2 separate regions of the Homo sapiens genome follow, and region 1 is linked to region 2. Evidence: chromatin loops called from intact Hi-C (ENCODE). Cell type or tissue: PC-3. All regions are shown on one strand. Links, peaks and the distances in the headings refer to the core of each region. The heading gives the core; the rest is flanking DNA.

Evidence for each region. Hi-C counts contacts between places; a loop is a spot of excess contacts. Peaks named below come from ENCODE experiments on the same cell type or tissue, not always from the same donor. Only the 100,000 strongest peaks of a DNase experiment are listed, where the experiment ranks them.
Region 1: a loop joins it to region 2, with 2.5 times the contacts of the local background. A loop is called at or near these places in 1 of 110 quality-filtered maps.

Annotation. Positions count from the first base shown.
Region 1 is chr5:8,847,208-8,855,072 of GRCh38, forward strand. The region is part of intron 1 of LINC02199 (long intergenic non-protein coding RNA 2199); the gene reads left to right. Among named protein-coding and RNA genes, the nearest start is that of LINC02199, 11 kb to the left of the region's middle. In PC-3, for the core only: CTCF peaks have their summits at 4,083 (motif pointing right) and 4,286; a DNase peak (open chromatin) is centred at 2,194; H3K27ac peaks cover 1,116 bases.
Region 2 is chr5:9,376,251-9,384,115 of GRCh38, forward strand. SEMA5A (semaphorin 5A) reads right to left here. Exons shown (of 23, transcript NM_003966.3): 3 at 3,573-3,773. The coding sequence starts at 3,696. Among named protein-coding and RNA genes, the nearest start is that of SEMA5A-AS1, 130 kb to the right of the region's middle. In PC-3, for the core only: no CTCF peak of the experiment used is centred there; a DNase peak (open chromatin) is centred at 4,081; H3K4me3 peaks cover 1,261 bases; H3K27ac peaks cover 2,289 bases.

The DNA.
Region 1 (7,865 bases), core at 1,452-6,451, 530 kb before region 2:
GCAGAAATCACTTCCAGGTGGATGTAGCACTGAGGTCCCCATTTCCTTCCTAGCTTTTTGGGAGATATTCTAAGCTTCTAAAGGACACCTGAATTCTCTGGCTTATCACCTCCCTCCTCTTCAAAGCCAAAGTCAAGTCTCTCTCACATTTTAAATTTCACAATATTCTTGTCTGCCTTATTTCTGTGCTTCTGCTGGAGAATGTTCTCTGCTTTTAGGGGCTCATGTGGCCTGACTCTGGATAATCCAAGCTAAATCTCCCCATCCATAAATTTAATTGTATCTGGTAAATCCCTTTTGCCATGTAATGGAACAAATTCACAGGTTTCAGGAGCCAGGGCATGAACATCTTTGGGGAGCTGTTACTTTTTCTAACTGGAACTATTTTAAAGTAATACAGAAGGTCTAGCAATTGTCCCCATATAATTATCTGCCATTCTGAAATGAAATACTAGAACTTTGAGTTTAAATTATTGGGAATTAGTTAATACTGAGCTATACTGTTTAAATATTTTGGTAAGGCGATATTTCTCATGTCGGCACCATTTCCTTAGGTTTCTTACTCCATACGTGCATATTTTCTATATTTGTATTCTATGTAAAATACTATATATACTTATAATTAGCATATGTATATATGAGTGTACGTACTAAGGGTGTGAATTAATGGTCACTGAAAATTTACCTGTATTAAGTATTTAAATTTCTCATGATTCTTTTTCCTTTTTACTGCTCTTGGTATTTGCTGATTGTCTTTTGTTCATGTGATCATTTATTTTTAGAATTAGCATTTATTAGCTAAGTCATTAGTAAAACTGTTAAAGGTAGTTTCACTGGAGGAAACATACCTGCATTACACATGTGAAAAAAGTCTTGCTCTTTTCTATCTATTTTCCCCAATGATGTAATGGACTATCTTAGAACTCTTACACAATGTAATACCTTAGCCCTCAACCCAAATTCTACAATTACTCAAATTGAAAGGGAAGATGAAAGATGATAATGATTTGTATTTGCTTTATAGTGTGATCCACTTTTTTAAAGGCACAAACTTTTTGTATTCCTATTTACTAGAATCATGTATTTAACTTTCAAATCGCAAACTGGGTTGATTCCTTCTTTTTAAAACCACTTTAGGGGGGAATTATTGATATATAAAAAATGGCACACATTTAATGTGTACAACTTGGTGAATTTGGAGATAAATATACACCCATGAACCGTCACCACAGTCTTTATCATAAAGATACCCATTACCTCCTAAAGCTTCCTCCTGCCTTCTCTATTATTATTTCTTTTGTCCTCATAGATCCCCCTGCCGAGAGAGCCCGACAGCTGCCCCAACCACCCATGGGTTGATTTGTAAGAAGCATATTGGAATACGGTCCTGCAGACAATAGACAGTTGCAAAATCAGGACCTGACGCTAATCCCCACTGCTTCAGAAATCTTCATTCCAAATCAACGAAAAAAGAGCGCAAACCCCAAAAAGACCTGCACTTCATAGAATGGCTTTGGCTTTTATCAAGCCACAGAGAAAATATATCAAAACCCTTGAGAATCCAAGCAATTTTTTTGTTGCTCTAAAATTTGTCACAGTTAACATCAGAGAAGAGAAAACTTGTCTCGTTCAGGCCTACTTTCTAAAGAAAGCAGTGAAATTCAGGTCAAAATACTACCAATACTGGTTATATTCTTTTATTCTTTTTCTTTAAAAAAAGTAAATTCTATTTTCACAACAGCTTGCAATTTCTGATCAAAATAAAATGCTGATATTTAACTCATTTCCTGTAGAATGTTTCTAATGTAAGATAAATTCAGAGAAAAACACACTGAAATTAATCTATTCTAATCCACTGCTTAGCAAAAGGAAAGATTAACCAAAAAGAAAAGTACAGTGCTAAATGTTAAATGAAAAAAAAATCACCACAGAAATGACAAAAAGGAAATATTAAATACAAGAAAATCTGCCCTGAGCAAACATCGTATAAAATCATGATGTCATGATTTTATAGCATTTCCAATATCAATTGTAAAACTCTTAATTGTCTTTAATATTTTAAAAGGAGTTTAAAAATTCAGGCAAAGTGGAGAGGAAATTCCACAAATGGAGTCTCACGCCATTGACTTTGGTGCCAGAACTGGCATCAGGGACTCAGCCTCATTGTTTATGCAATGAATCAGATGCTACTCTGCCTTGATCCAAGTGCATGACAACAACCGTAGGTGGGTGACATCACCCAGGGTAGGCTGAGGGCAGAGCCTACATTTAGTAGACATAACTCCTGATGCTTCCCTTGGCTGTGACATTTTCTCAGATTTCCCTTGTTTTTAATGACTTCCACAGTTGTGAAGAACATTGGTCAGGTATATGGTAAAATCCCTCCTCTCCATTGGGACTTGACAGATGTTTTGCTTTTGATTAGATTGAAGTTGTGGGTTTGGGGAAGGAAGACTACAAAAATGAAATGCCATTTTCATCACATCTTATCAAGGGTCCTTCCTTCCTTCCTTCCTTCCTTCCTTTCTTTCTTTCTTTCCTTCTTTCCTTCTTTCTTTCTTTTTGCGATGGAGTCTCTCTCTGTTACCCAGGCTGGAGTGCAGTGGGTCCATCTTGGGTCACTGCAACTTCCACCTCCTGAATTCAAGCAATTCTCCTGCCTCAGCCTCCCGAATATCTGGGATTACAGGCACCTGCCACCACGCCCAACTAATTGTATTTTTAGTAGAGATGGGGTTTCACCATGTTGGCCAGCCTGGTCTTGAACTCCTGAAGTGTTGGGATTACAGGCGTGAGCCACCACCCCCAGCCAAGGGTACATATTATGAACCCAACTAATTGCTATTGATGTTGACTTTGATCACCTGAATAAGGTAATGTTTAACATATATAAATGACATAATGCTGAGGTATATTAAATAACTTTAAATATGATAGATGTATCTTAAAGGCAAAGTGAAATCACACATATTTTATGACTTTCAAGAGTGCTGAGTGTCTAGATGATCTCAATATTAGGAGCTGTAAATTGCTTGAGAATAGATTCACTTAGAGAAAAAAAAATCCATAAATGTTTCATCCAATCTAAGAACTTCTGTTTTCCACGAAGATCCTATCACAGGAGAGTTCTTGTTGATCTGTGAAATACTTTGAGGTGGGTGTGGAGCTCAGTTTATCAGTGATGTCAGGGGTAACTTAAATGCCCAACAGAAACAAGAATTTTGAGAGCCTAGGCACTATTCATGACAAAAGAGAGTAAGCAGTTAATATAGAAGTAGGAAAGAAAGGAAAAAAGCTGATAAAATAGGAATGGAGGTATATATTTGTATAAATGGGTGAGAGATTATCAGTGTCAGGAGACCCAGGCATTGTAACTTCTATCTCACGCAGTAGGCGAGGTAACTCCCCATCCCCCCAGGTCTCCAGTACAGACTCTTCTACCCTGATGTATCAAATGTCTTTGATGAGGGAAATAAAGCAGAACAAATTGTTGCTTGGACCTGAGATCATATCAGGGCAATGATATAAGGACTTCCTTAAAACACACACAAGACAATCTAATTCATGGAGATACTACATTGACAACATAGATGGGGAAATGTAGATCTGCTAAAAATTTGGAGAGATCTGGGGAATGTTTTCAGACTTCCACAGTTGTTGGAAAGAAGGTTAGAATCAATTTTTTTCTGAACATTAGGGGTCAGGAAAACTCCACTGGCAGTGGGTTTGCTCATCCAAGTTAATAACTTGATCACAGCCATGGCCCTAGTCATGCTAGATTCGGGAATATTCATCATAACTGTCTCCCTCACCCCGGGCTGCTTCTTATTTTTCTTTGTCCTCATCCCACTCTTCACCCCTTCCCTGCACACAGGATTGATCCCTACAAGCTGCATTTCCCCTTCTCCCAAGACAGCTTTATTCTGGCAGGATTCAGCCAATAGGAAGTTCCAGCAGGAAATGAGAGTGGGAAGGAGAGGGAGAAACCAGAGCTTTTCTTCTCCTCCTTTTTTAGGTGGAGGCTGGCAGTGCCTGGGTCTCCTCTGTGTCCTTGTAGAATTCTGTGCCTGCCTTTGCCACTGGGTGGCCCCAGCCCTGGGCTCTGATGCCTGCCTCCGGTCTTCAAGCCCAGGGTGGCAACAGCTCTCTAGGATGGCTCTTCCCTGGGTGGCCTCACTCACTCCGGCATGGATGCTCAGCTTCTTCATCATGTGGATAAACAATACTGCTTAAATTATTTCTGTTTAAATGTGTCTGTCTGAAACACACAAAATAATTTTCTTTTTCTTTTTTAGACCCTCATTGATAAATTGCTTATGCCCAAAGGTCTCAAGCAAGCCCGCATGAGAAATATATACTAGTGTTTCGCTTTAGATACTGTATTTCAACCAATATCTTTCTCTGAATGTAATACAAGAAGGCCATCTGAAGCAATAAGTATGGCATTTATTCTAAATATGTGAAAGATAAGGTAGCTATGGAATACAAAAGTTTTACTAACCCCTTGAACAAACAGGAAAAGGGCAATAAAGCCTTTCATTCATTCATCCATTCATTGCTGCATTCATGCATGTATTTAACAACATTTGCTAGCACCTTCCATGAATCAGAAATTCTCCTTTTTTTGTTTTTGGAGGAAAGATTAGGGATCTGTGCCCAGGGATTGATGATAGTAAAATAAACAAACAAAATTAGTTTCTGGCAAAATTGGTTCAGATTCAATTGCAGGAGAAGAGAATAAACAGATAATTCTATGACTCCCATCCTCCCACCACACTCACTACCACATACCCATTAGTGCCAGGAGAGAAGGAAGGAACTCCTAAGACATTTCTCATCAAATACACAGAAATCTGGTTTTAAATAAATATTTGTTATTTCCCGAGGGTTTACTCTTATTGCAATTTAGTTTTCTGCATCTTCTGTTTGACTTTCTTAAGGCTGTTTGATGTTCAAGCCACAAATTCTGCAAGCCCTGTGGTCTCAAAGTTGTTGAGGGACTGAAGTCCATGCTTTCGTGATAATCTGATTGATCACACATACAGCAGATACATGTGTACTCTACAAAGGTATCAGAACATCCATATAGCAAGACCTATTTTTAAATTGGCTACATCATGTGTTTCCTTTTCTAATTCACTGAATATTTCCCAGAGAGGAAATACATTGACATTTGATATTGCATAGATGTATCTGTGTACCACCAAAACATACTAGTTCATTTAATTTCAAATTGATTACCATCGGAGCTATAACCTACATCTTCTATGGAATGCTATGGTATGAATCAAACCTCAAGGAAGCACAACTGTGATCACTGTCCTGTGGATCACCCCAGCATCTGGGGGACTCTGGAGAGGCAGAAAAATTCCTATAATCTATAGCAAACCTGCCTAGGAAACCAACCCATGATCTACAGTAACCAGCCGAGGAAGCCAGCCTTCTCTCTCCAAATCAGACTTGTAGGAAGGCAGGGCACTCTCTCTAGCAGTGATATGGGAAACCAAACAATAACACCTGTAACAATTGGCCCAAAAGGGCCAGGACTTGATTGTTAATGAGCAGTTTCCCTAACTTTTGTCCCTGCTTCAAACTTAGGACCAACTAGAAAAAAGGCAAATATGCTCCTAACCCATCTGGTAAAACACCTGCTTTTCCTTAGTCCACCTGCACCTTCCCCAGGCCAACATCCTCCAGTCAGGGCACACCTAGAGCCTTCTTTCTTCACCCCCATGAAACTTTCCAGATCTTCTGCCTGTCTTGGAGTCTCTGGTAAATGCAGGTGGCATTGGTTGAATCTCTTACTCTACTCTGAGAAGCTCTGAATAAGTAGCCTTTGCTGTTCTTATTTGATTGGTCTTCATTTATTTCCACATTGGGTTGGTCTTCATTTATTTCCACATAGGATTTCTCTACTTTCTCTTTTCACCTACATTGAGTTTGCTAGATATAACATTCATTATTATGAATGAGACATTTGTGTTTTTAAAACCAGATTGTCTGAGCTTCAGCAAGCCACTTTAGAGAGAGGTTGTGAAACTGCTTATCATAGAGTCTTAGCTCTAAGCCTGAATACATCTAACAAGTACAATAAAAGAACAACAAGGGATTCCTTCCTAGTGGTCTGTGCCATTTGGGCTAAGAAAAAAATTAGATATTAGTGGGACAAAAGCTAAAGAGATAAAATTAGAAAGTGCCAAGAGAACAACTCTGTGGTACAATGGAGGTAGACCAATAACTATCATAGTTCAGGAGAGGGTGGGGAGGACATGGGGTAGGTCTGGAAGCCTCACTGGAGAGGACTAGTAACAACAAGCATTGGTCCAGTCTTAGTAGAGATTAAAGAAGAATTTCATAGCCTATGCCACAGATTTAAAAGGATCTGTGGTGGAAGGGCAAGGTGATCTAAAATACCAAACAAGACATTATGTTGAACGTGGATGAAGAAAAAATACATTTAACCCTTAAAATATCGAAATATTTGAAATGTGAATTTTGGTGGGCATTAGGTGGATGATTTCTTATTTTTAACTTTTATTTTAGTTCAGGGGTACATGTGCAGGTTTGTTACGTAGGTAAACTTGTGACATGGGGGTTTGTTGTACGGATTATTTTATCACCAACATACTAAGCCTAATACCCATTAGTTATTTTTCTTGATTCTCTCCCTCCTCTCACTCTCCACCCTCCAATAGACCCCAGTGTGTGTTGTTCCACTCTATAAGTCCATGGGTTCTCATCATTACACTCTCACTTATAAAGGAGAACATGTAGTATTTGGATTTCTGTTCCTGTGATTGTTTGCTAAGGGTAATGGCCTCCAGCTCCAGCCATATCCTTGCAAAGGACATGACCTCTTTATTTTTTATGGCTGCATAGTATTCTATGGTTTATATGTACCACATTTTCTTTAACCAGTCTATCATTGATAGACATTTAGGTTGATTCCATATATTTACTATTGTGAATAGTGCTGCAATGAACATATGCATGCATGTGTCTTTATAATAGAACAATTTGTATTCCTTTGGGTATATACCAAGTAATGGGATTGCTGGGTCAAATACTATTTCTGTCTTTAGCTCTTTGAGGAATTGCCACACTGTCTTAGGTTGGATGATTTCTAAAAACTCATATATCTCTAAGATTTTACATTTCTACTTAACTACAATTATTGTACTGAGATAATAAATAGCCAAATGTTATAGAGAAAAGTACAGATGTGATGTTTATAAAATAAAGACTGTATATTTTTCAGTTAGTTGTAACTATCAGCAGAATTCAAAGCCTACAGGTATGTGGGGACACTCTGACCCACTTCCGCCTTGTGAATATATCCTCAGTGCAAGCTCAGGGATCATGCCAGATGGGTGGCAATCACCCTCCACTGTCCTCAGCACCATAGTCAGAACTATGTATTCCATTTCTGGGTTCTCCCTGCACAAGACAAGGCCTCATAGGAGACTAACCAGAATGGCCACACACAGCATTGCCATAAGAGGTTGAAAGAAGATGAAAGGTTTAAGGCAATTGGCAGGTTTAGCCTCAGTAGCAAATGACTTAGAGAAATTTCATCTGAATCCCTGTTTTGGAAAATTGTTACGTGAAATGCAAATCTCTTCTTACCTATGTGTAGTTCCACTGAACAAAACTATGGCCACGTTTGGAATTCAGGGAGGAAAACTGACAGTCAGTAGTAGGAAGAGATTTATAAGAAGGTCTATATATTTCTTATAAGCTTTATAAGAAGACATGATGAATAAATTTGATATTTATCCCATATTAGATCCTGGAACAGAAAAAAACACATCAGAGAAAAACTTTTTATAATCCAAATAAAGTATAGTGTTAATAATAATATAACA
Region 2 (7,865 bases), core at 1,808-6,807:
CTCCACCTCCTCCTCCATATCGTAAAATAAGATGTCCTGACTTCCTGTGCGTGAGGCTTGCCAGGACCCGCAATGCTCCCTCTCTCACTTCAGGGCTTATCACTTGCTCTTTTCCTCTCCCTGGAAACCTCTCCTTTCATAAGTTTTGTAAACACCTTCTAACAATCACTTGGGATGCAGTTCTGGCATGGCTTCATCCTAGAAACCTTTTTCAACCACCGTCCTACAGCCCAGGATGTGGGCTTAGAGCCCCTCTCCTAGGCTCTGCAGCACCCAACACAGGCACCTGTTAGGACCCTTCACAGAATATTACGCAATGGCCCTTTTGGTTCACATTCCTAAAAATAGTCTAAACCCTTTTAACAGGAACTGAGCATCTTCTTGATCTCCTCAATATCTAGTAAAAACCCTGTACACAACAGGCTTCTCTTAAATGTTCATTGAAGGTTCACTCCGAATTAAAAACATGCAAATAAAAATACACTGAGATGCCATTTATGCACTGAGTTTGGTCCAAATCCCAAAGCCTGACGGTGTACTCTGCAGGAAAGGCGGCAGAGAAATAGGTATTCATATCCAGGGCAACTAGAATGCAAAGTGGTGCAACCTCTATGAAAGAGAATTGGGCAACATTTACAAAACGACATATGCATTCACCCTTTGGCCCAGAAATCCCAATTCGAATAATCTCTTTCAACGGTACACTTGCAAAAATATTACATAATGTTTACAGGAGGCATTACTCACTGAAACACTATCCATGGTCACAAATGGCAGAAAATAACCTAAGCATCTCTCAGTAAGGTGTTTTTGATTAGGTTAGGGCTCATCACATAGTGGAAGCTATGTAGCTACCGAAAAAAAAAAAAAAAAGAATGACATCAATCTCTACACTCTTCTAGAGAGTAGGCTCCAGCATATATCATTAGGTTAAAATAATGTTACACAGAAACAAGTCTATATAATTGCCACCTTTCATCTAAGGAAAGAGAACATAAATATATATTTGTATGTGTGTGTGTTGCTTTGCTTCTATTACAAAAGTAGCCTAACCCATAAAATATAGGTAAATAGCTAAATGCAGAAAGAGCTCTGGAATAGGATCAAGAAAACAGGAAGCAAAGCTAGATTCCTTTGAACACCTTTTGCTTCAATAATTAAACAAATGATAGTAACTGGGTCTTGGGTTGGTGCCATAACCACGCAGAAAGAAATTATTTCTACTGGTTTTAAAGCAGTAATTTTGCTAATTTCACTAAAATTTTCCAGTGAAATATATACGCGAGGACAAAAAAAAAAGAGAGAGAAAAAAGTCATTTTAAAGATTTTTCAATAATCCAAAACAACTAGGTTTGCATGAAGCTGTTATTCTAAAATGACTGTGTACTAAAGAAAAAAGGCAAAGAAATAATTAGGTTGGTCAGCAGAGACTTGAGATTTTGTGCAAGGAAGAAATAGACACTAAGATGGGAAAGGTTAACAAAGACCCTAGAGTCCTGGAGATGAGTTGGGAGTATCAGGAGAAGTTTATGGTATGTTTTAAAAATGCTTTTGTTAGCACTGTCCACTGAGAAGACCTGTGGGCACCTTTGGTGCTCAAAGCATACAGAAATGAGTGATTCCCAGGTCTGTGGAAGGAAATAAGTAAAAGGAATAGGAACATCTTGTCAACCCAGAGAGTAAAGAAGCTCTCAAAGATGACTTGGATGGAGTCAGAAGAGTCCAGAAGCTGCTCTCAAGAGGCTACACTGGGCTTAAAATGCTATAATTTCACCATGTACAAGGATGTAAACTACATGGATTAAAATACATCAAATATGTTGAAATTCATGTATTAATAATAATTATAATAATCAAAATAAGAAAAAGGCAAACATAACATCTTATTCATCCCCTTTGGATGACAAATGAATGACCTGTGGGATGTTAAAGAACCAACCTACTTGTGTATTTAAAAAAAAATAAAAGTATAAATTGATGGGGGGCGGGGAACATTTATTTTGCCTTTCCTGCATAAGGTGTACCTTCAGGATACGTAAAGAGTTGATGAAGGAAAGATAGTTTATATAGAAGTATTCTAACCATTAAATGAGCAAAATAATAAAATGAGAAAATCCCAGTTTTGTACCCACAGATGAATCAGTAGATTGAGGCTGTGATCATCAATGACTGATCATTTCCCAGCTGGATATGCTCTGCCTCCTGAAGGAAATACGCTGCACTACCCATGACACGGTCAAGACAAAAAGATCCAAACCTGGATCTCAGCAGGTGTCTTGAGATTACTAGGAATTTACAGACATCTTTGGAAAGAGGAATATTTGAAGCACACAATCAGAATGCGATGAGCAAACTCCAGACTGTGGGAAACTGTCCAGGACAAAGAACTTGGTTTCTGTAATTTGCAAAGGGTGTGAAATAAAAGTAAAATATTAAAAGAGACTCAAGAAATATACCAACCAATGGCAGTGCATGGAATTTACTTAAATCTCGATTTGACTTAACTGGCCAAAAGATGCCGAAGTATTTATGAACCCATGAAAGATCTCTCAATGCCCTCTGGGTGCTTGATGATGTCATGAAATCATTTATTATTTGTTTGTTTGTTTGCTGTGATAATGGTACTGAATTCCTTATCTTTGAGTATTATCAACTGAAATCTGATGGATAAAATTATTTGATTTTTTTTTAATTTCCTCCAAAATAATTTAATGGGTATGAGATGAAGCATGAGTGGAAATTTAGATGAAAAAGGATGGGGATGGGCCATGAATTGATAAGTGTGGGGCTGCATGCTCCTTAGACTATTCTTTCTTTTTTTGTGCTCCTTAGACTATTCTTTCTATTTCCATAGATATTTGAAAGTGTTTGATACAAAGTTTTAAAAACAACAAAATATAAAACCACTTGTTGCATGAATTACTGAAATACAATGTCTCATTCATCATATTTAGCCTGATAATATAATTCCTTGAGGACAGAGATAGAGTCTATTTTCTTTTCCACTCTGAATGCTTGAGTGCCCCGGGTGTGAAGGACCTTAAATAAATTTCAATGAATGAAAGAATAAATGAGTGGATATACAGATTAATTATTTAATCCTACCAATCCATAGAGATACTTGGGACATTAAATCAATTCTGCTGCCATGCAATGCTAGATAGAAACAAAGGGCTAGGTTTGTGGCAAGACTAAGGCTTTGCAGGGAAATGCCATAGTGAAGAATTTTAGGCTTTCCTTGGTTTTGTTGTTATTTTTATGGTCACATTTTTATCCTTTGGTTCAAACACTTAGGAGGCCCACAGTACCTGTTAAATAAAGGTGACCAGAAATAATGAGATTTTTTTACCTTGGTAATCCCTGTCTTAGATCCCTCTTGAGGTGGTAATCAGTTTCTGGATATGAAATTCTAATGATAGAGGCTTTTGTAGTTTTACCTTTATTTTAAACTGTGTCTGAAACAAGAGCCACTGGATTATACAGCATTCGTGATGCTCTATTATCTTCTATCACTAAACACAGAATGTGCATTTAGATGACGGCTTTGCAATCAGTGCGTGCTGGTTCCTTACCTTTATAGGAGATGACTGGATGCTCGGTTCTCTGGCACTGAGTCGTACCCTGGGCCTCTGGGTGGGCGAGTCTCCACAGCCCCAGGCTTGAGAACAGCCATGCTATAACACAGGTTCCCTTCATGGTGGGCAAGGGGCCTCTGACTCTGGGCACGTGTCTTCTAAACAGAAGCTCTTCTTCTCCTCATGTGTGGAAAGTGCCTAAAACACACAAAAGAGAAGAATCAGATGACTGTGAGTTCGTTTTCTGGTGGGTGGTCTTCTGGTAAAACTTCCTCACTAACTTTAAGGTTACACTTTGTGGAGATAGAGGAGAGCTTGGAGGGCTTAGAGCAGCATATTTTTCTAGTCATATCCCAGGTCGTGTGTGTGTATGAATGCATGCGTGAGTGCGTGTATCTCAATACAGACCTCTCATTCTCCCAATAATTGCATGACATAGCCCATTTGTTTTAAACGAGAAATGCTCAAGCTTAAGCTGTACTGTCGTCACACTCACTCCTAAGGAATGCAGATTAATAGTTGGGATTGGCCGGATTTCCCTTGGTCACCTGTCCTAACCCCTTGCGCAAACACAGGTCTATATGTGGAAACCCTACAAATACCTGCCCATCCCTTTTTAACATTTAAAATATTTAGTTTTAAGAAGGCCACAGCCATTGTCTTTTACTAATAAATTGATGAATATTATGCTGCCCAACTTTAAAAAATCATCACGATTTGCTAAATTCTGTATTTAGTGATGCAGGATAACCTTTTAAAATTGTAGATAATCTGCCTGCAAAATATCTGGCTAGAGATCAAGTGTGAATCAAATAAAATCTATATCGAGCACCTACTGGGTGAAATAAAAGTACTATGCTTGGAAACTTTAAAGATTATGAACAATTTAAATGATTAACAAGCATTAAAGTAATACAGGCCTGTAAAAATAACTATAATCCAAGCTGTTAGCAAACCTCAAAAAGAACAGGAGTGCTGTGGGAGTCAAGGGAGAATACGACTGCTACAGAGAAGGATCTATGACGGGTCCATGCAGGGGCTCAAATCTGAGTGTAATGCTGGAGGATAAAGAGGATTTCAACAGATGGAGGTTTCTGGAAGGACGTTCCGTCCCCAGGGAGGAGGATGAAAAGGCACATTGGAGGGGCAAGAGGAAGAGGTACGCAACATGTTTTAGGAATGGTGTGCTGTACTCGATCTAGGAAGTTTAAAGGGAAGTATTGGGAAGAGCTTACAGAGTAGGTTAAGATATGGAAGGCAAACTACACTAAGGTGTGAGGTCTTTATTTTCAGGCAACAAGCTACCATAGTACATTAATGTTAGAAGATCTTATTAATATTAATAAGACCATTATCACAATAGTGTACCTAGGAAACTAGGCAGATGAGAACATAGAAATGGAGAAGTCAGTTTGAAGCCATTACAATTGTTAAGAAGAGAAATAAATGAAGCAGTGACTTTGAGGGTTTCAATGTGAATCAAAAGGCAAACATAGTACACAATAACTGTGGGTAATGGAAACTACGGCAAATTAGAGATGGCCACAGATTCGGGCATTCCTCCCATTGAGAGCTGGATCTATGTTCTCCACCTGGAATCTGGGTTGGCTCAGTGACTGCTCTGCTCGCTCTGCTCATTTTAATACAACAGAAGTCATGTTGTGCTAGTTTCCAAGCCCAGGACCTAAAAGCCTGGCAGTTGCTACATCCTGTAGCTTAGAACACATTCTTTAAGACACTGAGACACTAGGTCAGAAGTCCAACTACCCTGAGATGGCCATGCTAGAGAGAACACATTTAGGTGCTATAGTTGATGGGTCACACATGAGCCCAACTCTCCAGCCATGAGTAAAGCTGAAACCCATTGAGTAATTTCAGTAGATACTATGAGAGCAAAAGAATCTCTCAGTTGAACCCTGCCCAGATTCCTGACCCCACAAATGCAAAATGTAATAAAAGAGTGGTTGTTATAATCTGCTACATTTGGGGAACACAGAGCAAAGAGACACAGATGGACTTAAGATAGATAATGTAAGTGACTTCAAGGATAGTGATGCCATTCATTTTAATAGGATAAACAGCAGATGGATTTTGTTTAGATGAGATTAGAATCATTTTGTGTGTGTGTGTGTGTGTGTGTGTGTGTGTGTGTGTGTGCGCGCGCGCGCACATCAAGTTTCAGACACGTGGCCAGGCATGGTGGCTCATGCCTGTAATCCTAGCACTTTGGGAGGCTGAGGCGGGTGGATCACCTGAGGTCAGGAGTTCGAGACCAACCTGGGAAATATAATGAGATTTCGTCTCTACAAAAAATAAAACTAAAAATTAGCCAGGCATAGTTGTGTGTGTCTGTAGTCTTAGCTACTTGGGTGGCTGAAGCAGGAGGATTGCATTAGTCCAGAAGCTCAAGTCTGCAGACAGCTAAGAATGTGCCACTGGATTCCTGCCTAGGCAACAGAGCAAGACTTTGTCTCTAAATAATAATAATAAATAAATGAATACATAAAAGAGAGAGGAACTGGAAGAAAATCCAGAGAAAACTGAGGGGAAAAGCTATTAGGGTCCCAGGAAAGAAAGTGAAAGAAAGGAAAGAGGCCTTCTTTAAAAAGGAGTGCTTACCACCTGAACAAATGGTGAGATTTCAAGATAAATAAAACATAGATTTGAGGGTGTATCAAATTTCACTGTCTGTATTTTTTGAGTCAAACAAATGGGGAGGAAGGAAAAGACATGATAATTGAAATTTTGAAATTGAAGAGTAGAAAAATTAAGGGTTAATTTCATGGAAGTTGGCTCAATATGAATAAACCTGACCAGAAACCTGAAGGTCCAGCTGAGTTTAGAGTCTCTCACCCACTCAATATTTACTGAGTGACAACTGCATACTCAGCTCTATGCATGTATGAATTTGCAAAGGAACCAAGAAGCATGAGGTAAGGCCTATTGCATCGATAAGCAGCAACCATGGAGTTGATATAAGGAAGCCAAGTACAGAGTCACCAGGACCAAGAACTTCAGAGCAGGCAGAAGGTTGAGGTCCTTAAGAATGGAAGGAATTCTACAACATTCCCATTGACCAAAACATTCAGGTTGGGCAGAGAAACAGGTAATGGCACTGCAAATCAAGACAAGGGAAGAGTATAGCTTCTATAGGAATAAGAGATGCTGAGCATGAAGGTGGGGATGGGCTAGGGAGGAAAACAGAGAGCCAGAGGCTCATCTGTCCGCCAGCCCACAATCCCTGCCCAAGCACAGAGCACTGTAATGGACAATGGATGAGAAAATGCTCATTGTCCCTGGATTATAACATTAAAACTATGAGTTTCACTTTTGAAAAGGAGTTACAGTGTGCAAAACTGGTGTCTGCTTTAGAACTCCAGTCCAAAGGTAACAAGATGAAGTAGCCTATCTTTTCTGAGCTTCCTGATCTGAGACTTAAGATATGAAATGTTATCAAATGATGTATTTCAAAATAAAATAGCACTTGTTAGAGGTGCTTTAGATGTGATTTCATTCTGTTAAAAGCAAGGAGGTTTGGGGCACCCATATCAGTTCGGGTAAATTATCACAGTCCCACATCAAAACAGATCAGCAATGATAAAGATAAAATGGGAAGGATGATGAAGTGGCAATCAATCCTTAATACATGCTAGCTCTGCAGTAAGCATGGTGCCAAGCACTCACACCCATGCCTGGCACCCAACAGCCACCCAGAGCCATATCAATGATAAGTCCACTGTCACAGAGCAGCAAGCCATCATGGAGATGGGTTGGAGCACTGCCCTGTCATTATCTCCAAGAATGAGTGCAAATCAACTAGGGACTAAGAGCACATTCTTTTCTTACACATAGTTTTTCAACGTGCACATCTAAGCCAACATAGATTCCCCTTCTGCTACCGATGAAGGGCATCATCCAGACCTGCTTGTGACCGCAACTGTCCTTTATTTACAATATGCCCTCCACTCTGATCTTAACAGACTTGATGTTAGAAGCCCTAACATCTTTGCCACCTGAATGAAAGGAAGAGAAAAATAACCCAAGTGTCTGAAATGCTCTTTCCTTGGGATTTGGAAAGCGACAATTAGAGAAGAGGGGAAATGACACATATAGAGAATGAGCAGCTAAAATGGAACACGTAGTTCAAGGGTGATGAGCTGAAATGACATGTTTGTCATGTTAGGAAAGAACATTTAATGAGAACAGGTAATTTTTTGAGGTTTATAATTTTCAGACTACAACATAGTACCTTTTTTCTTAAACTAAAGGTACTGTAAACTGTCATTACAG